3 separate regions of the Mus musculus genome follow, and regions 2 and 3 are each linked to region 1. A link is a loop called in an ENCODE intact Hi-C map of the cell type or tissue named here. Cell type or tissue: heart. All regions are shown on one strand. Each heading gives the region's core, and the rest is flanking DNA. Links, peaks and the distances in the headings are about the cores only.

The links. A loop is a pair of places that touch in the nucleus more often than their neighbours do. Peaks named below come from ENCODE experiments on the same cell type or tissue, not always from the same donor. Only the 100,000 strongest peaks of a DNase experiment are listed, where the experiment ranks them.
Region 2: a loop joins it to region 1, with 1.9 times the contacts of the local background. A loop is called at or near these places in 2 of 42 quality-filtered maps.
Region 3: it touches region 1 in a loop (2.1-fold over the local background); 4 of 42 quality-filtered maps call a loop at or near these places.

What each region holds. Positions count from the first base shown.
Region 1 is chr14:76,304,940-76,315,537 of GRCm38, forward strand. No RefSeq gene overlaps it. Among named protein-coding and RNA genes, the nearest start is that of 2900040C04Rik, 59 kb to the left of the region's middle. In heart, for the core only: no CTCF peak of the experiment used is centred there; a DNase peak (open chromatin) is centred at 5,482; H3K4me3 peaks cover 390 bases; H3K27ac peaks cover 693 bases.
Region 2 is chr14:76,250,146-76,260,743 of GRCm38, forward strand. 2900040C04Rik (RIKEN cDNA 2900040C04 gene) reads left to right here and starts at 1,317. Exons shown (of 2, transcript NR_152108.1): 1 at 1,317-1,464; 2 at 1,877-2,185. RefSeq lists an enhancer at 3,745-7,067. In heart, for the core only: no CTCF peak of the experiment used is centred there; DNase peaks (open chromatin) are centred at 5,146 and 8,396; H3K4me3 peaks cover 600 bases; H3K27ac peaks cover 1,000 bases; H3K27me3 peaks cover 319 bases.
Region 3 is chr14:76,462,721-76,473,318 of GRCm38, forward strand. The region is part of intron 1 of Tsc22d1 (TSC22 domain family, member 1); the gene reads left to right. Among named protein-coding and RNA genes, the nearest start is that of Tsc22d1, 52 kb to the left of the region's middle. In heart, for the core only: a CTCF peak has its summit at 4,384 (motif pointing right); a DNase peak (open chromatin) is centred at 4,411; H3K4me3 peaks cover 687 bases; H3K27ac peaks cover 457 bases.

The DNA.
Region 1 (10,598 bases), core at 1,609-9,608:
ATGCAGGAGTGGGCCCAACCCCCACTCCTCTGCTTTGAGCATGGTGAACTGTGCTTTCTGGTTGCTTCTAAAGAGTCCCGCATAGAAAAGGAGCAAAACTCACTTCATAGCAGAGGGATCTGGCAACTACCCTTAGGCAAGGTGATAGATAGACCAACAGCAATAGTAAAAAGCCACGTTCCCAGGGATCCCTCGGATGAGGTGAGGGATACAGGGCTTGATCTCTGTATTCTCAGATCCCAGGGAAAACATCAGAGAAGTGCAACCAAGGGACTTTCTTCTAAATAACTGCTTGGTGCACCTTAAAATTGTCAAGGCCATCAAATACAAAGAAAATCTGAAGCCCATCAAAATCCAGAGGGGCTAAAGGAGACAAGATACATAAATGCAGGCAGAGCATTGAATTGGAGCCTAAACAGAGCATTAGTGGGGGAAACCTCATAGCGGCTGGAGTTTAGGTAGCACGACTGTACCGATATCAGATTCTCGTGTTTGATAACTGAATATAGAAATGTGAGGAGACAGAGCCAGGGAACTAAGTAAGAAGGTGTATTGTCCTCACAAAATCTTTGTAAGCATAAAACTGCTAAATGGTAAACATTGTGTATTTAAAGAAAAAAAAAAAAAGAATAGTGGGCTGGAGAAGTGGCTCAGTGGTTAACAGTACGTGCTGTTCTTGCAGAGGACCCAGGTTAAGTTCCCAGCAGGTACAGCAAGCGCCCATAACTGCCTGTAACTCCATTCAAAGAGATCCAACGGCTTCTTCTAGCCTCTGAGGGCACCTGCACACATGTACTCACAGAGACAAGCAGGTGCACACACCTGCACGAAAATAAAAATAAATATTTTTTACTGAGAAATATTTCCAGCAATAAAAACATGTAATAAAAGCAAATACCTTTGTATACTAAAAATTGTATGGATTTTTTGCCTTTTAGTTGACACTGAATTCTGTTATTATAAGTACTATAAATTAAGGTAATTCTTTTTGGCCCAGGGAGCATCAAATCTATACTTACAGGCCTTTTTATTTAACATATATATGTAGAAAATAGTAAGTTTCATTATGAGATTTTTTTTCATACTGTATACAATAATATACAGTGATCATATTCATATTTCAATACCATCTTGTATTTATTCTTTCTCTTTTTTGAGGGTGCATTTTCCCTCACCAAGAACCCCCTCTTCTATTTAGGTTTATAGTTAGGGTTACCTTTCAAATTTAGAGTCAATATACTAACATCTAAACTTTTAATAGTGTGCCCTTGTTCTCCCACGGGTCTGTGTGGTTGCGACTTCACCAGCCGCCCTTCCCACCGCTATATGGGTTTCTCTTGGAGCCTCTGCGCTGTGTCTTTGTTGCCAGAGGCTCCGGAATGCAGGAGGGATACCTGGGTACCTTCTTGATTTCTCTACATCTTCCTCATTCCTATTCTACCTCCTCTCTCTAGGCCTTGGTAACTATAAGAGCTGATTTTATTCAGGATTTTAAACTGCATGCTAGGGCCAGCAGGAGAGCTATATAATCAGCAGTATGAATAGGAGGGAAAAGGCAGGGCTTCAGGGAGGTCCTGAGGCAGGGATAGCAGCTATGGCTGGAAACATCTGGGACTGGGGCAATTGATAATCATGATAATAATAAGCATTCAAATAATTGCTTAGAGTTTACTATGCACAGGCATTCTTTGTCTAGTCATGCTTACGACTGGGCAAGATTTTCAGATTGTAAATGAAGAAACCCGAACCACTGGCAGGTGAGTGAGTTGCACAAGCCTAAGCAACAAAATCTCTAGCTAAGGATAGGTTCCAAATTCAATGTGCTTTTCGGTGCCTGGATGGAGACTAAAGGTGAGGTGTGTGTTGGAAGTTTGGTCCTTCATACTGTGGCTTAATGGTCTTTCAGATTACTGTATCTACAAACTTTAAAGATACCCGGATTCCCAAGATCTGCCCTCAGAGATTTTGAGTCAATAGTTCTGAGGGACACATAGGGCGCTTGCAAGTTCAGTGGTGCAAACCGATCCTGCAAAAGGTCTCTGGCTCCTTCTGCAGCCCCTCTGCCCAGGTAACACTGAATCTTGGGGGAATTCTTCATTGAGTGAGTGCTATAATGATGTAAAGAGGAATAGACCCTTAAACGTTTATTATCTGGGGATTGGAGAGAGGGTTTGGTGGTTAGTGGTGCTTGTTGGTCATGAAGAGGACCAGAGTTCAGGTCCCAGTTCCCAGCACCCATGCTGAGCAGCTCATAAATGCCTGTAACTCCAGCTCCGGGGCATCTGGGACCCCTCATCTTGTCTCCAATGGTACATATGTGCATACACTCACATCAACACGGACATATAAATAAGTAATAAGCACTATTATCCAAGGAGTGGTCCGTTCTAATCTGAAAGGATTAGCGCAATAAGTAGACTGTTTATGTCCCTTCAAACGGTGTGTTGAAGTCTTAGTCCCCAGGCAATGACAGATGAGCTGGGGGTCTATGGGAGATGAGTGGGAACAGCTCCAAAGGAGACTCCAAAGAGCAATGATGCATCATGGACCAGGAAGAGGACTCCATCTGATACCAATTCTGCTGGTGCTCTGATCTTAGATTTCCCAGCTTCCAGAACTGAGAAACAAGTTTCTGTTCTGTAAACCTCCTAGTCAAAAGTATTTTGCTATGGAAGCACAAATGGATTATTAAAATGATCAAAATTTGCTTTCAAATGATCTGTCATTGTTTAATAACTGACACACCTTTATATCTGCGTTCATGCTGGACTCACTCCTATGATCTCTGTCCATATGACCAGACCTCTCTTTCTGTGGCTTCCCATCAGCAAGCCTGTAAGCCAGAAGGCCACAGCTGCATCTGTCCTCAGTCCTCAGTTAGGCAGTCCTTGTCACTCCATGCCTCTTCATAGCAGAAAGTTCAGCCAACCATCGTTGTGCCTGTGTTTAGAGCAAAGAAACACAAGCCAGACCAAACTGTAGGTTAGGATGTCAGTGCATTAAAAATCAAACAAACAAATGACAAACAAACAAACCCACCCAGTGCCCACAATCACTGCCTGGCTTCCTCTGCCTGAATTGTGGATTCTCTCCCTATTTTATAGGTTTAGTTTTCTGGAATGTCTAAAATCAGATAGATGTATTTCTTTATAACTGTAGTTTGTTTCTATTCTGATTCACTGTGTCTTAAGTTGTGTGGCTTGCTTTTTTTATGAATTTTATCTGCCTTTTAATCTCTATGTGAAAATAAACACCCATCTACTCATAACTTCAGTTGTGGAAGAGGGGCCCCACTAAGAGAGTTCATTCAAGTGCTCTGAGAACAAAGCTACAGCGAGCCATGGGCGTTTGATTGGTTCAGCCTGCCTCTGGTTCTCCTGATCCATGCTGCTGTTCCTTTCTCGTTGTTTCCCACAGGAACGCGTTCCTGAAAGGCAGAGTCAAGGGAAGGAATTGAAAGCCCAAAGACCATTTTCTCTCTGTGTGGCAATTGCTTCTCAAAGCCCTTCCAGAGACATAGAAGCAGCAGGGAAGAGGGGCCTGTTTTCATTTTACCAAAAGAAATCCTAGATCTCCCCCAAGGCATCCACCAACCCCAGGGGATAAATAGCCTCCAGCGAGTCGAGTCAGCACCGTGAGTGCGTACTGAATGCCTGCTTTGGACCAGGCACTGCAGAATCACCCCACACAGTTGTAGACGATTAACAGGTGTGCCACTTCTTTCAAGGCACACACATGCTGGTCACCACCTGTGGATGTCTTGCTTGATGGTCCCCCTCAGCCTCAGGAAGCATGTGACCACAGCGAAGGCTTGGCAAAATCTCCTGAAAGCCTCCAGAAGAGCACAGTTCATTGTGGACAACCGTGCTGGGGGCACTGGGAAACTGCTTCCTCCCGCATCCCCATCCCCCGGATCTAGTTGGCTGATGCTATCCTGCTACTTCACCTATTTATTTATTTATTTATTTATTTAAGTGTCTCATCTTCCAAAACGCCCCTTTGAGGTCAGGAAATAGCTCTTTCTCGGGCATCCCCTTCTGTGCTGGATAATTTTTGTCATCTTGACACAAGCTAGAGGTATCTGAAAGGAGGGAGCCTCAACTGAGAAAATGAATCTATAAGATCAGGTTGTGAGGCATTTTCTTAGTTATTTATGGGGGCAGGGGAGAGAGACAACCCATTGTGGGTGGTGCCATCCCTGAGCTGGTGGTCCTGGGTTTTCTAAGAATGCTGGCTGAGGAAGCCATGAGGAACAAACTAGTAAGCAGCCCCCCTCCATGGCCCCTGTACCAGCTCCTGCCTCCAGGTTCCTGTCTTACTTGAGTTGCTGTTCTGATTTTCATTGAAGATGAAAGCAATGGTGACCCTGACTAAGGCAGTGTTCCCAAAGGATGGGTTGCAGTAGTCTCTCTCCCTTTCCTCTCCAATAGCATGGGAGCAGAAGATGCCATGAGCGGATGTGTATTGGTGACAAGGGTCAAAGCCTTCCTCTGCTCCCTGTGCTGAAGTTATCAGTGTGTGCAAAAACTAACAACTGCACCTCTCCCTCCCAGGATGACGGCAACTCGAGGATGCGCCATACTGAGCCCTTCTAAGAAAGCCAACTAACTTGCCCCCCACCTTGCTGTACTTAATAGAGGTGCTTGTCTGTGTGTCTGTCCTTTCTTCATCCCCTTATTGGTCCAGTCAGGTTCTCAGGATCAAGCCTTGTGGGTACAGGGAACACAAGGAGTTGACCATTTTATTTACCTATAGCCACATGACTTAAGTAAAGCTGCAAACTGTTCGTTTCCAGGTAGTGTGATGACCTTTGACCCTGTGGAATACTTTCTGATTTCGTCTGCACAATAGAGGAGCAGCCCCTCCCCAGTACTGTAAACACCTGTAGCTGGTAGAGGGTCTGGGCACAGCGTCCACATAGACTGCCTTGCAGGAGAGATGGGGCTTCCGCCTGCTTTCATAACCTTAGAAAAGCTTTCTATTGCATCTATTGATTGTGTGGTGGGGAGAGGAGATGCCATGGCTCACATGTGGAAGGCAGGGAATGACTTTCAGAAGTCAGATCTCTTTCCACCGTGTGAGTCTTGGGGATTAAACTCAGGTCTCGGGCTTGGAAGCAAGCAGCTTTGCTGTCTGAGCCATCTCCTTGGCCCTGGTCCTTCATATCATCCTATTAGAATGATATGAAAGAAATCAGGTAGGAAAAGGATAGGAAAGATTGGGACCATGCTAGACCCTAGCTCGTTTCCAAGACATCATAATAACTCCAGGGTTTGGTGGGTCTAAACATGTAGATGGTAGAATTAGAGAGGCAGGGGCACGACAATTTGGGCTTCTGGTTAACAAAATATTTACAACAGGCAGGCGGCTTCACAGGGGTTGGGGTGGAGCTGTCTGGGCCATCAGGCTGGAAGCAGGACCCTTGAAGCAGCTGATGTAAGAATGTAGTGACAAGTTTCAGCCCTCAGGGGAAAGAGAGAGAATTCTGGCAAGGAGGAGGCCGATGGCGAGACTCCAAGACAGGCAGCTGTGGTTTGGGGCTGGGTTCCAGGGTGAGCGGGGACCGGAGTCCAAATGTGAGCTGAGCAGGTGCCCAGTCATATGCCAGGCTTGGCTCCAGGAGTCGGCAGAGTTTCTGGAGCAGGACATGTGAATGCCAAAGAGTTCTCCTTAGGCACCCCCACAGCTAGGCTTGGGGACACAAGACTGGCTCCTCCTACCCAGTGAGAGGCAAGGGTCTCACTGTGTGATAGAGCTAAACCTGGGTAGGCCCAGCTGGGCACTCCCAGCAGGTGGGTAAGTTACATAGGTGTCCTGAAGTTGAGTGATTACGTCATCACTCCCTTTCCACCTGACCCTCATTTCCCCCACTTAGGCAGCCATTCTTACAACCGGGAACAACTGGGGTCTTTAAAAGATGTCAGTAATTCTGCCTTAAATCTCTGAATACAGAAAGAAACTATAGATAGTAGACATGTGCCTGAGTACCCTGAGATGTAAGCTTACCTGGGTCTCACATACATGGCGGCAGCTGAATTTCTAAAAACCTATATTGAGATCCTGGGTTTTTTTTTTTATTTGTTTTGTTTTTAAGATATAGTCTTCAGGTCTTACTATATAGCTCTGGCTAGCCTAGAGCTTACTATGTAGAACAGGCTAGGCTTGAACTCATGGAGATGTGCCTCAGTCTCTGAATTCAGCTAGGATTAAAGGTGTGTGCCACCTCACATAGCAAAATCCTACTTTTGTAAATAAACCCTCCTAGGAATTGTCAAGATGACAGTGCCTGACAGGACACATACATTCTAATTTTTTTTTTTTTTATTTAATTGTAGACATTCAAAACTAAGTATCCTTACTTTATCATCAAATACAGTTGATTTTGTGTCCTTTAACTCGTTCTGCTATTTGCTTTGTTTTCAATAATGCAATAATCTTAAGAATGTGTGTCTCATGAAATTTACAATGATTTGGAAGATATAATGTTTTATTCGGAAGGATAAAGTAATCAACAGTTGGGTTTTCTAGCACTTTGAAAGAATGTACCAGCAAAGTTTATGAACTGACAGACTCCTGAGTTACCAGGAAGCAATCTCTGCTGTAATAAATGCCATCCTGTCTTAAAAGCCAGCTGGAGTTCTGAGCCCAGGCTTCACCCTCTGTCGTGTGGCAGCTAGTGTTGTCCTACTGTGTAGGAAGGATTTCATCTCAATCCTTCCTGCTAGAAACTTCTGGAGTCTCACTGTGACAGCACCTCCCACTTGGCACTTATCCTCCGGGCCATCCTTGCAAACACACCTAGGAATATTGGCTACATCCTCCCTGGATAATTCTCACAATAGTTTTGCAGTCCTTTATCTGACCTACTTGGTCAACACGGCGCCTTGACTCACAGATATCGGGTAAGAGAAAGGCCTGCAGCGTCACTGGGCCATTCCTCAGGGTGGGGCAGGAGAGAGATGCAACTGGATCTGCCCCTTTCATTGGGAGCATCAACTCCTCAGGGTACTCAGAGTGAGCCTGGGCTCCGGCTGCCTGAGGAGGGACGAACCTCGCCTGGTCTTCCCCTTTGCCTATAGCCATCCTCCCTGTGGTCATCATTTTTTTTTTTTCCCAGACAGTTTCACTTTATAGCCCTGGCTGTCCTGGAAGGCATGCTGTAGATCAGGCTGGCCTCCATTTCACAGAGATCTGCCTGACTCTGCCTCCTGAATGCTGGAATTAAAGGCGTGTGCCACTACTGTCCAACAATGGTAATTCCTTAAGTTATACTTTCTATTTGTGTGTATGTGTGGTGTATGTGTGTATGTGAGTTGTGTGAGTGTGTATACGTGAGCTGTGTGTTTATCAATACGTAAGCAGTAGAGGCCGGAGGTCATTAGAATGCTCAGCGCCACTCTACCTTACTTTTTGAGACAGGGCCTCTCCTTGAACCTGGAACTCACTGATTCAGCTGACTGGCCAGCAAATATAACAATCAATTATCTGATTCTGTCCCCTAGTTCTGGGGTCACAGATGAGTCTTGTTGTGCCTTGCCTTGCCGTGGGTACTGCAGGTCCAAACTCAGCTCCGACCTTTCACACTAAGTACTGAGCTGTCACCCCGGCCTGAAGGTTTATTTTTAAGATGTACTTTAGGGCTGACAAAGTGACTTAGTGAGTAAAAGTGCTTGCTGCCCAAGTGTGATAACTGAGTTTGACCCCCAGAGGTGGAAGGAGAGAACTGACTCTACAAGCTGCCCTCTACCCCCCCCCCCCACCACGTCTGCCACGCATGCGCACACTCACACATGCGCATATCCACTCAGTGCATTCCCCCCCACTCCCACTCCCTACCCCCCACGCATGCCCACACATGTTCCAGGCCAGTCAGGCTATATAAATGACACACTGTCAACCTAACCAAAACATGAAACAAAAGTCCACACGTTTTGCTGCGTTCTAGCAGTGATGCGGCCCCTACCACAGCTTTGCAGTTGAAACAGCAATGACCATTGGCCTAATTTTACATTGACCTGTGTGTGCTCCTGCACTCGTTTGAGCATCTGGGAGCATTTTGCAAAAAAGACAAGTGATTTCTTCTTTTAGTTTTATGAGACACTTCCGGGGCACACCAGAAGTAGGAGACCTTTAGCCCCACTGCCTTTCCCAGAGACTTTTTCTAGAAACAGTTTCAAGGGATTTCATCCATAGTCCGCATCTCTACCAAAGGGCAATTGAGAAAGGGAGGCCAAATAAAGGAGGGGAGACAAAGCAATAAAAGCTCTTTTCTAACCAGTCTGCCAGCGTTTAGATGCTGTGTGGTGGTCCCTTCTCCACACCCCCTGGATGCACACCTGCCTGTCACTGCTCAGGGCAGAACTGATACACTGGCGAAATGGATGGAACCTTCCGTAGGGATGAGTGGGATAGATTCACCAGGAGATAGAGGCCATTCAGTCCCATCTGCAGTGTTCTGGGACTCTGGAAGGTCATGCGCCCAGGACATGGAAAGAGAAATTTGGGTCTGTATTTGAGTCAGCATGAAGTAGCTCTGTCATTTTCTAATTCCCATTTAGGAGCATCGGGCAGCACCTAGAAGTGATGGGAGTCTGTAGGTGAGGGCTGTCTAGCATTAGCATGTAATTACCATAGATTAGCATATCATTAGCATGCCACTATTACAGACTTAGGATTTGCCTGGTGCCTACCCCAAGACTCAGCTCGACTTGCTCACACACCATCTTGCACATGGCGGCAGCCCCAGGCTGAGGGAAAACAGTGTGCTTACCACTTGTCCTGAAAGGCACTTCATTTCGTCTGTACTTTAGCATTTAAAGTTAAAAGATTTTCCTAAACCCACCAGTGACAGAAACCCAATTTGAACATATTTAAGGAAAATTGGAAAATGATAGGCTCTTGGGAAATCTAAGCGTAAATCTAGGCAGCTGAATCTAAGAGGTGAGGTCGTGCAATCATGCGATGTTTTGCCGTCTTCTGTCTTCACATTCCCTGTGTTGCCGTCACGTGTCTCCTTCCCGCTCTGCTGCTGCAGTGCCCACAAAGATCTCTAGCCTTACACATCACCACAGCGGAAAGCAGAAACAGCCGGGGAGGGACACCCTAGGGAGTTTTGTCCATTCTTGAAACAGCAACAGTGAGTTCTGGCCTAAATCACGTGTCCAGTTTTTAAGTTAAAGCATATCTTAAACTAACCCAAACCATATTGTCCAGGAACTGGGATCCAGGGCAGATAACCCATCTCTGCCTTTGGTATTTAGCTTTCTTGATCAGTCTGATATGCCCTAGAATCACCAGGGAAGAGAGTCTCATTGGGGGATTCTCTACACGGGGTGGCCTGTGGGCAGGTCTGTTGGGGATTATCTTAATATGTTAACTGATATGAGAAGACTCAGCCCACTGTGAGCAGCAGCATACCCTGATCAGGGGCGCTAAACTCCATAAGAGTACAGAGGTAGTGTTAAGTCCCAGGGAGCAGGCGAGCATGTGTGTCTGCTTTTTCCCTCTGCTCCTGACTGTGGCTGGGATGTGACTGATGTGACTAGCTGTTTAAAGCTCCTGCCTTGACTTCCCCGCAATGACGGATCATAACATGGAGTTGTAATAGACAGTCAAATTCCCTTTTCTCTAAACTACTTCTTAAAATGTTTTGAGATTATAATTACATTTCTCCTTCCCTTTCCTCCCTACAAACTCTCACTCACCTTCAAATTCATAGCCTCTCCCCCCCACTTGTTATTGAATATATATGTATATTCCTAACATTCCTAAATAAAACCTGTTTAGTCCATACAGGGTTGCTTGTATGTATGTTTTCAGGGCTGACAAGACGTTGATTTTTATTTTTATGTGCATGGGACTTTTGCCTGCACATATGTCTGCCCACCACATGCGTACATGGTGCCAGTAGAAGCCAGAAGAAGGTGTTGGATCCTTTGGCACTAGTGTTCCAAATAGTTGTGAGATGTCATGTGGGAGCTGGGGATTGAACCTGGGTCCTTTGGAAGAACAACCAATGCTCTTAACCATTGTGCCATCTCTCTATTCCCAATGTTGCTTTTTATCAGGGCATTTTATCACACCAGTAGAAATGAACACTTGGCAAGCAGCTATATATGTCTGTTTTTAAAATCCATACTATACTTAGGCTGTATGTAAATTAGATTTTATACATTATCATGTGTTTCCTGTGGCTCATTCCCAGTTAATATGAGAAAGAGCAAGGATTCTATGCTAGTGATTGTAAAGACAGACATATGAGGAGGGAAGGAAAGGTTATACAGTGGCCCTAAATATATAAAAGTGAGTGGATCAACTGACCACGTTCATTAGTGGTGAAAAACCAGAGATGACCTGGTAGAATAGTTTGGAAGATACTAACTTTCTTTCAAGTCATTTTTTTCCCCCAACCAGAAACGTTCATTGTAGGGGATCAAAGTATTTCTGCTTCTGGTTTGGGTGGATAAACAGGGAATGGATTTAACCCCCTGCCTTTCACAGCTGAAAGTCTGGAGAAGATATAAGAAATAACGTTCCTCAGATGTTACCAACAGGCAGCACAGAATCATGATGCAGGTGAAGAAAGGGTGAGCCTGTAA
Region 2 (10,598 bases), core at 1,271-9,270, 55 kb before region 1:
CATAATGCAGGTTGTAGGACACACAGTATAAGCCGGTGTCCCCTACCACCAAATGTATCCAAAGACAGGGGGGTAGATTTAATTTGAGCATAAGCTGTGGAGAATGTATAAGAAACAGAAGAACCTGCAGAGCCCCAGGCACAGGGAAGATCTCTGTCTGTGGATGGTATGATTGTCAAAACACTTGCTCGGAGCTGGCTCAGAGGGTAAAGATGTTTGCTGAGGAAGCCTAATGACCTGAGTTCTATTCCCAGAGCCTACCTAAAAGTAGGAGAGAACTGGCCCCATAGAGTCATCCTCTGACCTCTCCATGTGAGTGGTGGAATCGGCAACTCCTACATTATGCCAACACCATTTGTACAATAATAAACAACCAAATAAGTGTACTTAAAAATACTTGATGTGAAAGACCGTCTATTCCAAGATTGAGTATACCTAGAAGCTGCTGTATTTGGATTTGAACAGAAAAGGCAAACAGGCTGGGTAGAAACTGAAGGGGTTTTTTTTGTTTTGTTTTGCTTGTTTTTTTTAACAGGGAAGCCATGTTGTGGCTGAGACAAAAGGTGAGCCCCTGCCCTGAGCCCCAATCCTTCACTGAGAATCCCTGATGACATGGCCGGTAGCACCCTGGATGCCCCTTCTCAAATCAGATGAACCTCTCTTGACCTTGTTTCTTGTGTTTCCTCCTTCTCCTCTCCTTCTCCCTTCTCCTTCTCCCTTCTCCTTCTCCTTTCTTCTTCTTCTTCTTCTTCTTCTTCTTCTTCTTCTTCTTCTTCTTCTTCTTCTTCTTCTTCTTCTTCTTCTTCTTCTTCTTCTTTGTGTTTTTATCTTTGTGTGTGTGTTTTTCCCACACTTATCATCTGTTTTTATCTACCTTGACTTAACATCATGTACAATGCTCCAATCTATGATCACATGGAAGAGGGCCTTTGAGCATGCCAGTGACTGATATTCTTAATTGAGTTCATTGAGGTAGGGAAGGCCCATCATGAATGTGTGTGTGGTGCCATTTCCTGGGCTGGACCCTGAACTGAAGAGGCTGAGCAGCAACCACTCAGCCTTTGCTTGTTGTTTCTTGACCAGGCGGTCTCAGGCTCCTGTGGCCATGACTTTCCCTTTGTAGCTTGGAACTATGAGCTGAAATAAACCCCTTCTCCCTTAAGCTCAGATTTAGTAGATTTCTCCCTCTACTTAAATCAAAGGCTTCATAACTCTAAGCGAGGTGGCCCGCCAGTCTCCGGCAGTCAGGAGATTCAACTCCCTCTACGTTTCCCCACCTGTGTGGACAAGAAGCTTTTGTTACACATAAATCCTTCGTGCTGTGCTTGGGAAATTAGTAGAATGCTCACACCAGGGCCAGGAAGGGCTAGCAGTGGTGCCTGTGACCCCAGCTATATGGGGCCCCCATGAGAGAGGCCCCAGACCACAGCCAGTGCCTGCAGAGAGTGCTAACAAGGAGCCCGGGTGAGTGTGGTGTGAAAACTTTTTTTACCTTTTATATTGTTTATTGCACAAGCTTGCCTTTTCTCCCCTTCCTGGTTGGATCAAGAATAGGTCACGGTGTCAGGAAGACAGGAACCTATGTTGTATCCCCTGTTCTTGGATACTACTTATGTATATTCAGTGTGTGGACCGTGGCATGGGTGTGGAGTCAGAAGATGATTTTCTAGAATGGGTTCTTGTTGAGGCAGAGCCTCCCTCCTTGCTTCTGCGGCTATGTGTGTACCCCATGCAGGCTGGCCCAAGAACTTCCAGGCTATTCTGTCTCTGCCTCCCATCTTATTAGAAGTGTAATGGTTGTTAGCATCAGAAATGTCCACGGGCAGCCAGAAACTTTACAGCCAGCTTCTGAACCCAGCGACGATGTCATCCCTAGGCGACAAGGGGATGATGACCCTCCTGAGTCCATCACCACAGCACCACCTGTGCATGCTCTATCTGCATCACCTATACATCATCACCTGCGCATCACCTGCACATCATCACCTGCGCTAGTTACCTGCGTCACCTGTGTTACCTACATCATGGTTTGGATAAAAGACACATACCAGCATGTATAGCACTCTCTCTCTCTCTCTCTCTCTCTCTCTCTCTCTCCTTCTCTCCTTCTCTCCTTCTCTTCTTCCTCCCCACCCCCACCTCCTTCAGGGGTGACTCTGTCAATAAAGACCTCTCTAATGAGAACTGTGCTGGCTTGGCATGATCTGTTCATTAATACACCACCTCATCTAACACTGGTTGCATTATTTTTAAAAAGTTTAATTAAAAAAATACTTTATCTTTTGCTACTACTAAGAAATTGAATCTAGGCTCTCGTACATACAAGGGAAGCGCTGTACCACAGAATTACATTTCCCTGCTGCAATGGTTTACCCTTAGGTGCAGCCCAAGGAGTGCTGGGATTGCACATGAGAGGCACCATATTTGTTTGTTTTAAAAGAGAGTTTCTGGGACCAAATTCTGGTTATCAGGCCTCTACCCACTGAACCATCTCCCTGGTCCCTGGTCTTGTATTTCAGACAGATAACTCTCATAGAACTATCGCCATCCCCACCCCCAAAAGGAAACCTTTCCCTTGAAATGTAAAGCCATAATTGTTCGAGCCATGCCAAGCTTTTACAGAGACACACACTAGTTTCTGAGTAGTTGAGGAAAGACACTCTCAGTGAAACAATAGTTTATCTAGAGGTTTGTAAACTGCTCCCAGAACGCTCTTCATTCACACTATCAGTGAAGGAACGGTGTTTCAGGGGCCTTCAGAGAGACACTCAGCAACAAATAGGCAGCTCGGAGAACTGGAAAGATCACAGGAATGTTAGGTTCACAATCGCATCTACCAAACCACAAGGCAAAGGCAACTAGGCATTCGGTCTTTGTAGCTTCCGAGCTGTGAGTGCTTTCAAAGGGTGGTCAGTGAGCCAGAGATCTAAAGACTGGTGACCATACATGGTGAAATGAACAGTACATGTGGATTCTGAGGACACTTCGGAATGGCCATGAGCAATGTTCCTGGTCAGTTACAACCGGCTCTTCCAGCCCTGGGAGTGTTTCAGAAGCACCAGGCCAGCCACATCTCCTTTATTGGCACGCTGAAAAGCACTGTGTGTATTGTTAGGTGGGTCATCTGTCATCTAGAGTGCTGGTCCCTGATCTTGTGTCTAAGGTATGAATATACCAAGATTTAAGAGTTCACTGAAACATGGGGCTGGAGAGGCTGCTCAGCAGTTAAACGCACTTGCTGCTTTTGCAAACGACCCAAGTGCAGTTCCCAGCACCGACGTGGGGCTGCTCCCAATCATTTGTTAACTCTAGTTCCAGGAGATTCGAAACCTTCTTCTGGCCTTTCTGGGCACCGGACTTACATGCAGGCAAAACATCCTTACAGTAAAATGAAAACTAGAAGGAGAGAGGGAAGGGAAGGAGGAGGGAGGGACGGAAAGAGAGAGAGAACACAATCTAATGTGTTTATTAAAAGGTAAAGAGAAGGGAGAATATGTTCTATGGGGGTGTGGTGAGGTATGGGGAAAGGGGGTGTCTCAGTGGGCCCATGCCGAGGCATCCCATTCCCCTGAGGGACCAGCCACAAGACAGTATAGTATAGAATAGAGTTTATTCAGGGCATGGGGAGGGGAGTTAGGAGGGTAGTAGAGGCAGAGAAAGGCAAGAGAGAGGGAGAGAGAGAGAGAGAGAGAGAAGTAGAGGTCAGCCATGAGCATGGGGGGGGTGGGGAAGCGGCGAGGGGACAGAGTGGGAGCAAGAAGGGAAGAACAAGAGAACAAGAGAGAGCAAGAGAGAGAGGAGGGGGCAAACAGTCCCTTTTATAGTGGCTGTTGCCAGGTAACTGTGGGGAGGAGCATACCTGGCTGTTGCCAGGTAACTGTGGGTGGAGCTGAGACAGAAGGCACAATCACATTCATTCATTTCTTAGCTTTAAGGAAGAAGGAAATTGTGACAGGTACAACAGGGATTAAGTACACCAGTCACAAACAGACACTACTCCCAGCATGCTGTTCATTCACACAATCTACGTGAGTCTATTGGGTGACCTGCTCAGATTAATACAAGCAGACAGTAGAAAGGTTTCCAGGGGCTGGGGAAAAAGACCCTTTACTAAATACAGAATTTCAGTCTGGGAAAACAGCTCTAGGGATTGTACAATGGAAATGTACTAAACTCAGGAAATGTGGTTATGATGAAATCAGACACGGTCATCCTAGCACAAGTAGGCCAGCCTGGACTACATCATAAATTCCAGTCTAGGTTAGACCCTATCTTAAAGAAACAAACCAACAAAAAGGAAAATGAGGAAAGAAAGTGCATGGGGTGATGAGCTTTATAGTCTATGTAGGTACCACAAGTCAAAGAGAATTTAAGAAACGTTAGCCACCTCGTGAGATGACGTGTAATAAAGCTCTGGCGATGTGTGTGGCTCTGCTCTCAAAATGCTACACTCTGTTCCAGTGAGAGGAGCCCTGATTGAGCAGTCCGACTGTGACAGGGAACAACTCGAAGCGGAACCTGAATTCAGGGGCCACACCTGTCATGCTGCCTTAGGCTGAAGGGCCAGGCATACTGCCAGGGGTCAGTCGCCACACCCGGAGCTCTAGACAGCCTGAGTGGCAGGCAGTTCATAATGAATTCCTCTATTAGATTCTGTTACAAGCTCCCCTCTGCTTCTCTTTCATGGCAGAAGAGCGTAACCAGTCCCAGTGCCCATGTGCACTTGGCATGGGCTCTGTGGAGCGTCCCACAACAGAGAGTCCTGCTCTTCTGACAGGGACGCTTGCTCTCGGAGCCACTCTACCCACTGGCAGGCCAGACGCCCCAGGACGCCTGCGGGGGAGTTGGGGGGGTCATCAAAAGGAATTGCTGACTCTGACTTTAAAGCCCAAAGTTTCAAAGTGCCCCATGCTTAAGGCAGCCCTGAATGAATTCACGGGTCGTGAGTGCGTCAGGCCTGGCAGCCCGGGAGCTTGGACACATCGCAGTGGTGACCTGGTGCCACTCCAACCCAAACAGATTTGTCACAGCCGCACTGGCTTCCAGCGCAGCCAGAGCGGCATTGTGTCTGACAAACCAGGCCTCTGTCAGGACAAAGGGGGCTCTCAGAACTCGCTCTGCCTTGGCTCCTTCACACCCAGAAAGAGCCAGGGGACCTCTTTTGTCCGCCTGGGGGAAACAAAAGCGATTCATTTCGGCTTCGCACCAGCACTGACTACATTCTTTGCGAGCAGCCAATGCAGGGAGGCCTTGCGGCCAGCTTTCCACAGCCCGGCTTACCCAGAGCCTGCTGAGGGCCAGGGACTATTCTAGGCACGGTCACCCGAGTTAATCCTCCCAACAAAGCTATGGTGAAGGGATTAGCTCCACTGTAGTCATGTGGAAACTGAGGCGGGGAGAGGGGAAGGTCACTCAGCTAGCGACCAATGGCAGAGCCAGAATTGCTATGGCTACTCAGATGACCGAGCCCTAAATTGACTGCGGTTTCCAACATATCCCGTCTACACATCTCATAGGCCTCCTGGAACCTCCATCTGCGGCCACCCTGGCTGGGACCGTCTGCAGTGTTCCTGACACTCTCCGAGCATCCAGGTCAAATGAGTATGCAAGGAGATTGGGATTCATGGAGATTTTTCTAAATTTCTTTCATTATTTTTTTTTTTTTTAAAACGATACAGAGCCTTACTAAGTAGTCTTGGCCGGCCTGAAACTCCATACGGAGATCAAGCAGGCCTTGAACTCAGAGGTCTGTCTGCTTCTGCCTCCAGGGTCCTGGGACTAAGGCATGTGCCACCACACCTTGGAGAAGGGGCTAGAGAGATGACTCCGTGGTTAAGCAGTGCTTAGTGCTGTTCCCCGAGTTCAGTCCCCAGCATCAGTGAAGGCCAGTTCACAACCAACTGTAACCCAACCTCAGGGAATCTGACACTGGGTTCTGTAGGTACCTGCAGTCTCAGTCCCTCTTTCCCAGCTCTCCGTCTCCGTCGTCTCTGTCGTCTCCGACTCCGTCTCCGTCTCCGTGTCACACACACACACACACACATTTTTTTAGGCCATAGTAAATGTCCCAATTCTTTTAAGCCACAGGGGGGAAAAGTCCCTTTTAAATAAAAGGATGTTTATTACATTGTAACAAAACAAAGCAGGCAGAATTTTTAAAACCATCCCACTTACAGATGGGATGGTACATCTGAAGTGTTAATCCTGTGATGGTCAGCCGCTCCTACTGAGCATGCTCCTTCCTGCTTCAGACCCTGATAACCAAATTCGCTCGCACAGTTATACATTGCCCCTTCACTGTCCAGATGCCCCATCAGGCATTTCCAGCCTTGCCTGAAGAAATGTGCCCTCCCTTACTGTTTTCATTATAGCCGGCCAGCACACGCCAGTCTCAAACATGCCTGACAGAAGCAATTGAAAGGAGAAAAAGCTGAGTCTGTCTCACAGTGTCCAAAGCTATCAGCTTTGCGCTGATAGTTTGCGCTGGTTGTTTGGACCTATGTACTGAGTGTCTTGGAGGGAACGCACATCACAGGAGGCCGCCTACCCTATGGACACTGGGAAATGTCCTCTCCATGGGGACGCCTCCAGCGACCTAACTTCCTTTCCACAAGCAAGAATTCCACTGCCTCCTAAGAGTGCTATTGGCTGCCAACCAAAGCTGTACCATGTGAGCCTTGGGGAGACATTTACAGATCAACGGGAACAAAAGTCAGATGAAAGTCTCTGGTACAGCATTGAGTCTGAATTCCTCTCAACAAACGCAGTAGGGGGCACTACTGATTGTCAGCCCCTGACCTCCACACAGCCACCTCTCACCTCACCGACCAGTGTCACATTGACTACTGGTGTTTCACACACCATCTAGACACTAGCTTAGAAAAATCAAGTTTTTGAATCACCCAAGTTTCAGATTCTAGGTTTGTTTTTTGTTTTTTGGTTTTTTTTGAGGCAGGTGATGGGTAACAGTGGCCATTCATTGTCTCTTCAGGTCACTTCCTGGGAGCATCTTAGTTTGGGTTACTATTGCTGTGATGAACACCATCTCCAAAGCAAGTTGGGGAGGAAGGGCTTATTTGGCTTATACATCCATATTACAGTTCATCACTTAAGGAAGTCAGGGCAGGAACTTAAACCAGGCTGGAAGGAACCTGAAGGCAGGAGCTGATGCAGAGGCCGTAGGCTCTTTAATGGTTTGCACCTCATGGGCTGGGCCCTCCACCGTCAATCACTGATTAAGAAAATGTCCTACAGGCTTTCCTGTAGTCCGATGGAGGCAGCTTTTCTCAAGGCTCCCTCCTCTCAGGTGTCTTTAGCTTGTGTCAAGTTGTCATAATGCTATCTAGCACAGGGAAGCAAGCTCATAAAGCAAAAACAGAAGATCTAAAAGTCTAAGGAAGGGATACTAAGGAAGTGGGGTGGGAGCAGGCAGAGGAAGGGAGGGGGCAAGTATTTGAGTGTTCACTGTTTGCCCACAGGCTGGGTACTAGAGAAACAGTGGTGTGTCCCCCAGGGTTCTAACCAAAAAGAGATGCTTCATGCAAATTGCTGGAGGGTGTATTTGCAGACATGGCTGGCGCCATCACAGGAGATCGCAGGAGATGCAGAAGAGCCAGCAGTTTTAGGAAAGTGGCTATCACTGCTAAGCCTAGAGGAAACAACAGCTAAAGGAAACAAACAAAAAGTTTGGTGGCCACAATTGGGTTTCCAGGAATGCTGCCCCCACCAAATCTTCATTCACTGGTGAAGAGTCTGCAGGAATAAATACCCACAGTACGGTAGAATCCCACTGCACAGTGGAAGGTCGGAGGGTCATGGGATACAGTTCTTAGACCGTATGGTGCATTGAATGTGGCGAAACAGAGTGGATAGGTCTGGGGCCAGCAGGCAAACAGAGAGACTATGGGTAACAATGAATGGCCACTGTTACCCATCACCTTCCTCAAAAAAACAAAACAAAACAAAACAAAACACCAAAACCTAGAATCTGAAACTTGGGTGATTCAAAACCTTGATTTTTCTAAGCTAGTGTCTAGATGGTGTGTGAAACACCAGTAGACAATGTGACACTGTTCGGTGAGGTGGCAGGTGGCTGTGTGGAGTTCGGGGCTGACAATCAGTAGTACCCCCTTCAGCAGAAGTGCTTAGGACCAACTCCAGAGAAGTAGGCAGTGGAGAAGGTCTGAGAGCAAGGCCAGTTTCCTGCCTTAGGTCTTAGGTCTCCAGAGATTGAATTTCTATTAGGTCGGGGTCTGAGGTTCTCATTGGAGTAGGGAGGACCCACGAGTGAAGATGTAGGAATTAAAAAAAAAAAAAAAAACATTTGGTTTCTCGGAGGTCGGCTAGGTCTGGTGGCCTCAGGAGTCCAGGCCTGACAGCAACCACCTGTGATCTTGGCTGTGATGGCATCACATCTGGTTTTCTCTAAGTTCCCAGTAACCACCATGGGCCCAGCAGGGGAAGTCAGAGAAGAGAGAGACAGTGTTTTCCTGAATAAGAAAGCAACTACCCTCAGGATCGCATAGGGGATTTGCTCAAAACAATGGGAAGCTAATTTCAAAACCATACTTACTCATTAAAGCAGGTCTCCCAAATCTGCCCCAAGCATGCTAGCTTACTTATGCTTCATGTACACGTTGAAAGTAATAAAACACTGCTTAATTAGACAGCCTGTAACTCCTTTTGTTTTGTTTTGTTTTAATTGCTTCCTGGCATTCTGTAGAGTCAGTTTAATTAGTTGAGGTTTTCCTGAATACCTCTGTAAGATGTGTGGAGTGTGTGAGCCTAGGCACCAGGGGGTTCTATTTAGAGGTCACTCTGCCTCCCACCTTCTTCCTGCTGGAGATGAGGAGACCGTGAGGAAAGTCAGAGGTCAGGCACTCTTGAAAAGATGAATCCCCTGATGCTGAATGAAGAAGTGGAAGAAAGAGTGGCAGAAACATTGGCTTTGGAATCTTGTTTATTGATTGATTGATTGACTGATTGATTTGTTTGTGTGTTTTGCTATCCTTTTCTCTATGTGCTCATCCATGAAGCAGAGACAGAATCGAATACTTCCTTGGACTGAGGATTAAACACAAGAAGAACCACAGAGCAGCTCCAACAATGGAGTACTCTCAAAAATTGTTTCTGTTTGTTTGTTTGTTTGTTTGTTTGTTTTCTTTCTCTAAGTGAGGGGAACAGGGTCCCGAGAGGACGTTAGGAAATGTGGACAGGTCCTGGTTTGGGCAGATGACTCAGGGAATTCTGTTGGTTTCCTGGTGTGTTTGTAACAAAGAATACCAGCCTGAGTGGCCCCGAAACAAAAACCTGTGTCATGGCTCAGGAGCCCGAAATGATGGTGCTGGGAGGGATCTGAGAGAGAATCTGCTCCATGCTTTATCCCCAGCTTCTGAGAGACTCGGGGGTTCCTGAGATAGTGTGTGTGTGTGTGTGTGTGTGTGTGTGTGTGTGTGTGTGTGTGTGTGTAAGTGTGTACACATGCCCACAGAAACCAGAAGGGGCATTGGATCCTCTGGAGTTGACTTATAGGCAGTTGTGAGCTGCCTCAAATCCTCTGCAAGAGCAGTAAGTGCTCTTAACCACTGAGCTATCTCTCTAGTCCTTGAAATTTCATTAAAAAAAAAAATAACAACTTTGGTCATGCTGGATTAGAGCCCACCCTAACTTTTCTTAACCTTAGATCATGGAGCGCATGCACATGCTTGTGCATGTGAACACACGCCCTGGTGAATGTGGAGGTCAGAGGACAACCTCTGCCAGTTGGTTCATGCCTTTCACATTGTTGCCTAGGCTGGCAGACCCGCATAAATCCAGACAGCCAATTCTCTGGTCTTCAATTCCATATCTCCACAGGGGTGCTAGGATTATCCATTCTGACCAAATATATATAGTCTTTTAAAAAAATAAAAATAAAACAAAAACAAAAAAACATGAGGCCTCCAGGTCCTCAGGCTTGTGTAATTAGGTTTTTTACCCACTGGGTCATTTTTGCTGGCTCCAAGCTATGACATTTCAGTTTGTTAGATTCTTTCTGAGAGTTTCTATCATTTCTCAAGAGCTGGACAAATTTTTCAGTGTTTAGAGCAAAGTTAAATAAACTTTATGGGAAATAATTGGTTTGGACTAAGCTTCTGTGTGAAGCCCCAACAGACCAAAACACAGGTTCTTGAACTAAAGATCTGTCATCACACTGAAACTAAGTTGTTATTCTGACTCTCAGAGAAACCAGGAGAGGAAGAGAGTAGATAAGTGCCCAAGCAGGCTGGTGTTGCTGGTGTGAGGCGGAGATGCTTGCACTAACTGAGGAAGCTCTACTTCATGCACGACGCTGTTCTTTCGGGTGCTCTACTGTTCTTATGAAAGGCCAGCAAAGCTCACCTCTCTTCTGAGGAGATGCTGACAGACTCAGGTAGAAATCACAAGAAAAAGCCAATTAGGTCATCTAACTAAATTTGTTGACGCTTTATCTTTCAATAGAAGATATGCATATTTCAGGGAAAAGGACTGTAGTTTTCACTAGATTTTTTTTTTAAATAGGCATTGGGTATCTACACAGGTATCATTTCTAGAGAGAAACATCAATCGATAAGGGCTGG
Region 3 (10,598 bases), core at 1,227-9,226, 160 kb after region 1:
GTGGCTTATGAGATGGACAAGCGACAAGGCCTATGAGACAGCCTCTCTTCCAGTTAGTATGTTCCTAATGATTACCTCTAGGTTTTGACCCGTGAAGACCTCTTTCACGCATCACAACAGTTGCAGGTCTCTGTGTTCCATATAGCGACTAAAAGGTATATGGCAAACATTTTTAGCAGTGAGATTTTAGTTGACAGACACAAAATCATGTGAGTACATTTGAAAATAGGAATAAAAAGGCTTGTGGTTGAGGTTTGTGGTTGAGGTTTGCAGAGAGAGGCCTATCAAAGTGCCAGTCACACATTAGATCCCATCCAGTGAGCCAGGCTAGTGGGGGTAAACCCCGTGGGCTGAAGCCCACTTCACAGCAGAGAACACCAGGTCACTGTAAGGCTGACGGAGATAGAGGGATCCTGCTTGATCCATCACTTTTAAACCTAGCCTGGTCTGGAGACTGGGAAGGCCTTTCTGAGAAATTGATGCCTGTTTATTGAAAATGGCTCCTGAGGAGGGCTGCTAAGGGTTAGGACTGAGAGCAAGCAAACTAGCAGGCAGCTTCAGGGTCCCTGGAAGAGCTAATACCAACTTGGACTAGGAGAGGTTGACATTTACTGTGAATTCCTAAGACTTATCGATGGATGCATATGATGTAAAGGGGAATTGGTTCTGTGTCTAGAGGGAACACTAAGTCCCTTTGAGTGCATTGCTCGGTGGGGATTCAGATCTGAGCCCCAAGTTCGAGGGAAGAGTCTGAAATGAAGGCATTGGCTTGGGAGCTGCCATCTTAATGGTGATCATTAATGCAGTGTAGGAAGCAGTGTGACTGCCCAGGAAGTGTGTGGAGAAGTCTGGGGTTAGAACTGCAGCCCGAGGGATGGAGGCTGCTCAGGAGAGCTGTGGCCAGGACCACTCCACTATCCAGATTTCCTTCCAGGCTCCAACCCAGTCACATCTCATCTGTCCTCAGTGTTTAAATTAGAACCCATGTCAGCTGTGAAACTATCTTTTTTTCTTTCTTTCTTTTCAAAAGGCTTTTTAAAAAGGCACTTACAGGAGTCAGCATTTGCTCTTAATAATAATCAACTATACTCCAACACAAAAGATTTTTGACTTGGCAGGCAGTTTCTTGTCTGTTTAAAAAAAGCATGTGTGTGTATTTTTGCTTAGCTGGCTCAGTGAGTGGGTGACTGTTTGCATATATAGTCATGTTGGACAACTACCAGGCTGGCTGTGTGTTAGATGCTAGAAATCAGATTTAACCCTAACCTTAGTGTACCAACAACTTAGTGACAAAAATAAAGGGCGGGTGGATATTGTATAAAGTTAACAGCTTCCCTTTCTCCACTCACATATAAGTTGAACTTTATTGTTAATCCCACCGCCGCCCCACCCCCTTCCCCGTGATAGTGACGTGTGCTCAGCTGTAGGAAGGCAGAACACCGGGCAGAGATTTCCTTCATGTTGTTTGGAAATGTTTGAAAGTACACTTGGTATATACAACTTTGCAGGTTACTACTACTACTTCCTTCTTCCTTTTTTCTCCTTCTCTTCCTCCTCCTCCTCCTCCCTCTTCTCCTTCTTCTCCTCCTTCCTCCTTCCTCTCTTCTTCTTCTTCTTCTTCTTCTTCTTCTTCTTCTTCTTCTTCCTTCTTCTTCTTCTTCCTTCTTCTTCTTCTTCTTCTTCTTCTCCTCCTCCTCCTCCTCCTCCTCCTCTTCCTCCTTCCTCCTCCCTCCTTCCTCCTTCCTTCTTCCTTCTTCCTTCTTCTTCTTCGCCTTAAAAAATGTCTCCGTTTTATCACAAATTTTCTTTGGAAACATTTTTAGTTGTTGTATAAAAACATCTGGACCCTCCAGCGTTGCCTTCTCTGTTATGTTGCCACGTGTTGATTTCTTTCTCCCGCTCCTTGCCTGCGCTCCCCCCGCCTCCCTGCAGTAATGAGCACTCCAGTCTGTGCACTCCTCTGCGCGTTACCTCAGGATTGCTGCCTTGGGTGAATTCATAGGAGTTGATCTGCTGGCAGAATACAAATGTGTCTTATGGACTTCATCATGTTATGAAGACTGGCAACAGCAGGAACAGGTTCCTTTCAGACCTTACTAGGTCCTGCCATGAGTTTTCATTTCCAGGGTCATTCTTTTTATTGCTATTTTGTTTCCGATAACTGTGCCAGCTGATGGGGAGGTAGAAGTACCATTGACTTAATTTATATTGGGTCTGGAGTTGCCGCAAAAATTTAGAGCCCCCTTGTTCAGTAGACCGCTCTTACTGATTTTTATTTTAATGCATTCTTTAACATGTCTTGGCAAGATTGTTAACTTGTCACACCATGCCTAGGACGTGGGGTGTCCTGTGTGATGTCAGTTTTTAAGGAGATACTCCCTAGAAGTCTCTCAGAGGATGGGGGCTGCATGTCTGACTCTGCATCTACACTGGCAGAGAGCCCAGGAGAGACAAAGGCTTTGTAGTAGGAAGTGAGCTTGCTCAGGGCTCAGAAGAGAGTCCTGGGTGTCTGGAGCAAAGGGCCAGCGATTTAGCCAACATTGAGACCAGAGGCTAAAGGGGCATACACAGAGGGGAGGGTCCAGTGCCTTGCAGGAGCCATGCTAAGGACTTTTGAGGGGAGCTAGGAGAGGAGGCAACTGGCTCTCATGTTCCTTTGTTTGTTTTGTTTCTTAAGATCCTTCTGGCTGCTGGGTTGGAGATGACAGACAAGTGATCCTAGACGCAGGGAGATATGTTAGAAAGCTACTTCTGTTGCCCTGGTGACAAGGTTATACGGATTCATTCACCTCTCCTGCACTTTTAGCTAAACGCACATTGTGACTATCAATAGTCAAGATAACTAACTGCCAGGTTTGCCCCATGGAAAACTAAAGCTTGCCAAATGGAAACACTGTACCCAGAGGATTGCCCAAGTCTAACCAGCTAAACCTGGGCAAAAACCGTTTGCACGTCAATCTCAGAGGCTTATTGTCAGCTGTCGTTGAACATCCCTGTGAGATTAAGCTATAAATGGTATGGTGAATTTAGAAGGATGCCTGTATTCCCGTTTTATATCCGAAGAGCCGAAAGTTGGGACATTTGCAGTACTGAAATAGAAAGGAAAGCACTTGTCAGCTTCTCCCAACCTCAAGCATCATATGAATCACGTCAGAGGTTGAATCTTTCCTAGTCCTGTCGTAACTTCAGCGCACAGTAGATGAGCTCAGGGTTTAATGTGTGCTTTGCTTTGTATTATCTTGACAACCTCATGTATGTATCTGACTCCCCAGGCACAGGGACAGGCCTCTGTACTCCCCGTTGTCACAGGACCCATGTGGTCCCTGTGCTAAGCATCCATTATGCTGAGTTACATGGTGCTCTGCAGACAGAGATGAAGTTTGGGAGAACTTGTGCACACAGGGAGACTGGGGAGGTGCGGCACACTTGGGGGGGGGTACGAGGGCCAGGGTAAGACTCCTCCCACATCGTGTAATCCACTTATTTCATTCCGTGTTGCGGTTCGATAGGAAGCACCTCACCTAGTGAAATGGAATGAAATTGACATTGCAGGGCGCTGTCTTTTGTTTCTATCATGGGACCATCTTGGGAAACGTAGGGCCCTCCTTCGTCTCTCAAAATGAAGAGTTTTAGAGTTCTGTGACATTTGCTTGCTTTTAAGTTGGCATCCAATTCTTGCGCTTTGTAAATTTGAAAAAAAAAATGTAATTTTCAGTAAGGTATTTAAGGTCAATGTAAAATAATTCGGTTCTTGATTCTTTCGTCATGATGATGATGTTTTGATTCGGGACAGTTCTGCCTGGGCTTGGCCTTTCCTCCCTCATCTGGGCATTGCCGCCGTTTTCTCTCACCGGACACACTCTTGTGTAGGATGTGAGGGTCGTTCCCTTAGGTCTCTGCCTTTTCTTCATCTTCCTCTGCTCTGCACAGATGTCCCTAACTCTTCTTGGCCGTCTCTCGAAGGAGCGTGCGCTCTGCCTCCTGGTGGCCTGAGCCCCCTCCACCCCCCACCCCCGGTCCCCCGGTGGGATTGCCCTGGTCTTTTAGTCACCCATGTTCAACAGCCTGGTCAGCTCGTCAGCTCAGACTGTCTTCACTGGCCTCCAGCCTGCTGGTTCTTGAGCCGCAGCACTGGGACACAGCAGGCAGTGAGTGCACAGTCCCCGCAGTTCTATAACTGCCTTGGTGGTCTTCTTTTCGTTTTCTCGGGGCCTTCTCCATTGTCCTCGTTTAGCATCCACAGTTGAGACACTTGATTATTAGCGAGAGAAACTGGTGATGAGCTAGGCTCTAAGACCACTTATCTCCTTCACAGCCGCAGCTTCCTTTACTAAAACCCTCTCTCGCAGCACTCAGCTTAGACAGCATTAGTGGCCGCTAGGGGGCCCTCTTGCTCCTAACAGAGCGCCTCCACACAGTGCCTTCTCTTGTTTATCTTTTCTCAGGATCCCTGCTTCCTCTTCCCCATTAAGGGACCACATCTTGCAGGCTCTACCCAATGAGATGCCCTCTTCCTTTGAAAGCACTGCATGCATTTTTTTTGTTGTGCTTTTAACAAGTTCCTGCCTACCTTCGCTTCTTACCACCCTCTTTGCTTTCTTCATCTCTAAGTTGGGAGCAGTTAATACCCACCTCTGGGCTATTGTGAGGACTAAGTATGTTAATATATGTTTAAAAGACTTTGGCTTGCTGATAGTCCAGCTTTCGGCCTCTGCTTCCCATCGTTGGGGTCACAGATACCCACCACCAACTTCAGCTTTTTCCCTGGGTGCTGGAGGTCAAACAGTCTGTCCCTGTGCTGGTTTTTTTTTTTTTTTTTTTGGTTTTGTTTTGTTTTGTTTTTGTTTTTGTTTTTTTTTAAGTGGGTGCAGGAGATATGAACTCCAGTCCTCTCCTGCTTGTGCAGCAAGCATTATATTGATTGAAATATCTTCCTAGCTCCATTAATACATGTTAAGATTAAAAATCCGCCCCTAAGTACCTCCAGGACGGGGCATGTTTTAATCGTTCTGTGACTAGCCCCATAGAATCTAGCATGGTGTCTTAAACGTAGTTGGCACTTCCTGAAGTACCTTTTGAATCAAATTGAAGTTTATAAAAAAGCCGAGTTATCCAATAACAGCCAAAGTCTTTTAACCATATATTAACTTACTTAGTCTTCACAATAGCCCAGAGATGAGTACTGAAATGTGCGAAGGGTGTTTTGAAATGCGGTCCTTTAAGCCAGCACAAGGCAGTTTCATCAGTCAAAGTGAGGTCACTGAAAAAACTTTCTGGGATCGTTTAACAAAGAGCATGTGGTTTCCTTGTTTAATTATATGGTTTGGATAAAACAAGCCTAATGTCGTTTTAACAAAAATACACATTTTAACCGAAACCATACAAAGATGACGACTATGGAGCCCCTGGATGCCAGAACAGCACATAGTTTTAATACTTGGAGAACATAGTCAATCGTTCGGCGGCCTCTGTTGGAGACAGCCTTCTGCATGCCTATATGCAGAGCACAGCTGCCCAGGAGCAGTGTGGAACTGTCTCCCGGTACAAGGGTTCTCAGCTCCCTCGCATGCTCATGCATTTCGCTAGCAAATTCAACTAGGGTGTTTAAGAAGGGGTGTTGAAGATTAAGGTTTGCTGCTGGCCTCCATGTTAAATCTCGGACGGTTTAAACATATGATGTCAGTTTGGGTATCAGTTTTATTTTCCATGATCTTGATTGAAGGAATGATAGCCATTATCACTGGGGCAAATGATACCCTCATTTCACTTTAGATTATTTTTCATCCGTTCACTGAAGACTTTAAATGGAAAGTTTCTGGAAGCTTTAAAAGTACCTAACGGGTTAAAATAATGCTAATAATTCTTCTCTTGGAGAAGACTTTTATCCTAGTAAGCAAAGCCGGATTGAATGGCCTGAGCTGGTTTTATTCCCCTGGACAATATCAGGTTACAATGTATACCCTCTTCCAGGCTGGAGGTCTTCCATGTGTTTGGAAGTACTGGTAGGAAGCACCAGCAGGGGCTCTGTTTTACCTTGGCTGGGATTCCTGCATGAAGTCCAGGCATATTAACTGGCATGCTTGACAGGGTTGTCTCTCTATAGGAATGCAAGCTCTGTTTTGTCCGGACAGTATTAGCGTATTTTTAGTGGTGAAGTGTCTCAAGTGTTTCTAATTGAAATAAAAAGCAGAAACAGCCAGGAATTCTGAGGTTGGGTTTGAGTAGCTCAAGTGGAGGGAGGGAGAGGATCGAGTGACCGTGATGGGATACTTACGACCCACATTATCAGTGGCCAGCTTTGCTTCCGTGTCACCTGTCTATACCGCCTTTGTCTCAGAGTAAAGATGTCTCTACAGCAAATGCTCCGGTTTGCTCTGCATTAGAGTTGGAAATACCGAAAAAAAAATTTATGTTGTAGATTATATCTTCACCCCTTCTTTTCTCAAACTGACGACATCTTGGGCCTCGGGATGATTTACAAACCTATTAGCAACGACAGCTCTGTGAAAATTCAAAGGTATTTGCGTATGGCTTCTTGTACTTTGGGTAGAGACCATTTATTTTCTCCCTTTTTCTACCAAGTTTACTTAGGTTTATAGATTCCAAGAATGGAGCCCCAGCAGACTTCTAGGGGCTCCATCTTTATGTCCTCTGCTTTAATCTGTATCTTGGGGGTACCTGCCCGGGAGCAGAGCTAGCAGCCTTCATCCTAGGCTTAGATAACTTGAGAAGTACCGGTTATGGACGTTTGCATTGTAAGGCTGTCCAGAGTGCTCCCTGTGCTAATAGGGTCCTGTGGCTGACTTTCCCAAGGCGTGTTTGTGCTGTGCGAGCTGTGCCCGCCCGCCCGCCTGCCTAGTCTCACTTTCCTCTGTTTATCACTGTCTTACAACTGCAGTTAGTCACAATGATCAATCAGGCAAATGCTGAACACCTTTGGTAAGCCCACTACTGCAGGGGTCCAGGGGAAGTTGTCTGTGGTCTTTAGTTTACATGCCTGGTGTTGCACTGTGAATCACTGAAATTAATTTATAAATATTTGAAAAGGGCAGGTTTTTAAGGTATAGGCCAGAGAAAATCGCCATGTGGAGGAAGGGTTCATAGTAGCAGAGTGGCCTGACTATAGTAGCAAGGGTCGTGGAGCCAGGCTCAATCTGCATATTGGTTCCATGATGTGCTAGCAAGGTGAGCTTGGTCGGGTAACTCGATTCCAGTCTCCGTTTACTTGGCTGTCAAGTGGGAACAGAGCAGTCTGCCTGCTGGATTTCTTTACTGAAGTTTCTTGAGAAGTTTGATGGCGTCTGTGTGAATGGGTTGACCTTTGTTTCATGGTCCTAGAATGGCACTACTTAAGGACTGTCCTCGGGTGGTGGGAAAACCACCTCTCAGTCTTCTGCATGCAGTAGTTTGGTGAAAAGCCTTAGTTAAGAGGTAAATAAGTTAACATATTATAAACCATGTAGGTGTAGTGCTTATCATCTTAACTGTTACTGGACTCGGTTTTGTCTCTGCAAAGCATATAATCTTTCCAGGTTAATATGCTCAATACTCCCATTCCCTACTTTCCAGATTTCCCAATTCCATGCCCGTGAGACTCAGTTTGTCTCCTAGGCACTCGGTGCGGGCAGTGGCAGCTTAAGTCCCTTCCCTGGCGAGTTAGGACCACTGTGTGACTTCCATCTACCCCCTGCCTCCAATTCTTGGTTTAGATTCAGGATTCTGTTGTTTTGGGGTTTTTTTGTTTGTTTGTTTGTTTTGTTTTGTTTTTTGCTTTTCTACCTATTGTGTTTTACTCCCTTCCTAGCTTGGGTGTTCTGGGTTACACTGCTGGTCTTCTCATTCATCCCATTTGTGTTATCAACTTTAAAAGTCTGAAATTATCCTAAGACCAACTTTCAAAGGAAAACAAAACCGAATCCCTTAGATTTCAACCCCAGTTACTACCCATTCCACTCCTCACGATGTACATGAACTATCGTCCTGTAATTTTAGATTTGTATTTAGTCATTCTACAAGTTTGATGTTACCCACGCAACAGTTGCATTTTCCTTTATTCCAATGATTTGTCAACTGTACCTTCTGATTCATACCTTTCTAATTGGGTTGGCTTACTTTTCTTAATGAGATGTTTTAGATGTTTCACAGCAACAAATGGCAGGAAGATTTCATTTTGCATCCTCTCTGTTTCACTCTCTTGAAGTATTCAGTCCCCGGGTCCCCCACTCTGGCTTTGAAAGTGACCCTCATTAGCTAGTCTTTCTGAACCAGTGGTATGTTTTTGAAATGTCTCCTAGGAAAACTAATAAGAAATCTAGTATTTACTACATACGGCTTTGAGGGTTTTTGTTTTGTTTTGTTTTGTTTTTTAATTGAGAAGACCACTCCTATTGGCAGAATTGTTGGACGGTGAAAGGCCGAAATAACTCAATCGGCTGTAAATGTCAGGACGGCCGCCCCTGCTGTATTTGGAACATTACTTAAAACCTTCTTACAAGTATGTGTATGTCTAGGTCGTGCCAACATCTCTGGATCATGTCCACCGTCACTGCCTCCCGCCACGACTCCCCAGGATCCCTCCCTCATATCTCCGAGTCCATTCCTTCCTTTCATAATTTTTTAATGAACGTACGTTTTTGAAAACCATCGAGTCCAGCTAGCGCCATCCATGTGTGCACAAGTGTGGGCTCATCCACTGGAGAATGCGGCTCCTCACCAGTGACCATCCTAGAGAAAGCGGCTCTCCCAAGGCAGTAGCTGCTTCACTAGGGGCGGGGCCTCGGGAGCCCCTCCCACCTCTCGCCGGCCTTCTGATCTGGCTCGACCTTGTGCAGATTGAGTGTTCAAGCGTGCAGCAGCCACATCGTGACCGGAGACTCTGCCCTGCGATCTGTCCTTACATCCTTTCCTCCTTGTGTCCCGTTCATGGCTGAGGGCTCGTGGTAGCTTCTTAGCGGCACTGTGAACAGTCAGGCATAGATGCTTCTCTGACTAAGGTTGGGAGCCACGCCAGGCTATGGATAGAAATGTTTAGAAGGCAGTTTGGTAAAGTGATCATGTAGAAAAACAACAGTAACAACAGATACCAGTAGATTCTTCCTGGCCTGTTACATCCCTAGATAAGGATTTTGCCTAGGTCTATAGTATCAAGTATGAACTCCCTCCTGTGGAGCATGCCAGCATCAGTCAGGATTGCTGTTGCTTACCCTGATAGACAGTCTTGTGGCTACACCCCCACTTGATAGTCTTTCCTGACAAGCGCTACTGTAGCAAGTGAGGGTCCAGCACTGAAGTCAGGGCACTGATGTCTTTCTCTGGCTGCAGTCCGCCTTGCCCCTTCAGCACTGTGACAGCAGGGACTTTCCGGGCAGTTTCAGATTGATCTGCGTCCTGTGGAGTTTCTGCAGCACGCTATCGCTGCAGAGCTATTGTAGGTAGGTAGGAGCGGTGACGGGAGCCTGTGCTGCCTTGGGTGTCTCTGAGACCTGTCTGACAGTAACACTCGGGGAGGAGATTCCTGCCTACCACTGAAATTTTCGTTTAGTAATTCATGTCCTTCTGGGAACAGCAATTACAAATGTAGGGTACTTCTGTTCAAACTCTCCCTTGGAAAAAGATTATATTTTCAGTGTGGTTACCAACTAGTGGGGTTTCAGATGGGCTTCTACGAAAATGAGAATGCTGAGAACTAAACGTTTAAGCAGGAATGGGGAGGGGATGGGAGAGGGCTTAGCTTTTGTTTAGTATTCTGTTTATATTACTTCCCCCCCCCCCAGCAAACTTGTACTTGGAATGTTACTTAAAACCTTACAAGTATGTGTATGTCTAGGTCGTGCCAACGTCTCTGGATCACGTCCACCATCACTGCCTCCCACTACGACTCCTTAATGACAAACAGGCAGAGCTCCCATTCTCTTAAGTTTTATTTTCTGTCCGTCGTCCTGTGATGTCATGTAAGTGGAGCACCATGTGTCTTCTGTGGTTTCAAGACACATACCCCATGGTGAGCAGCCTCTGTTGACTTACAGTGCCGTGGGAGGCACCCCTCAGCCAGTGTCAGTGTGGTGCAGTAGCAGTCAACAACTGGACTAACTTCTAGAATGGTGTGTAGTTGCCTCATGCTATCAACATTCCGTTGTGTTTGCTGTGATTATTACAGGCTTAGCCATTTCTGTCATTAGCTGCCTTTCCATCCTAGACTAACAAGAAAGAAATGCTCAGGCACATTTCTTGCCACAGACCAACTAAAGTTCTGTGCACGTCTACATCAGTTGGAAGCTCTTGGGATGGGTTAGTGGGGCAGGGGACGAGGACTGTGTGGTATACTCTGCAGCTTGCAAATGATCATGTTCTGCATAGTCCCATGTAGAAATGAAATTCTTATAGAAGGAACTGGTTTCAAAGAAGATGTTAGCATTTCTGGAATTGACGGGAGCTATCTTCCGCCTGTGAGGCTGAGTTGAGGGCGCTTCAGTGCATTCATGCACTTTCGGCTTTACCTGCTCATACTCTCTCCGTTCTTACTCCATTTTACTCTACATGTACTTTAAATTTAAAGTTTAGGTTAACAGAGTAAGGTCTCATCACGGCCTTTTCACACA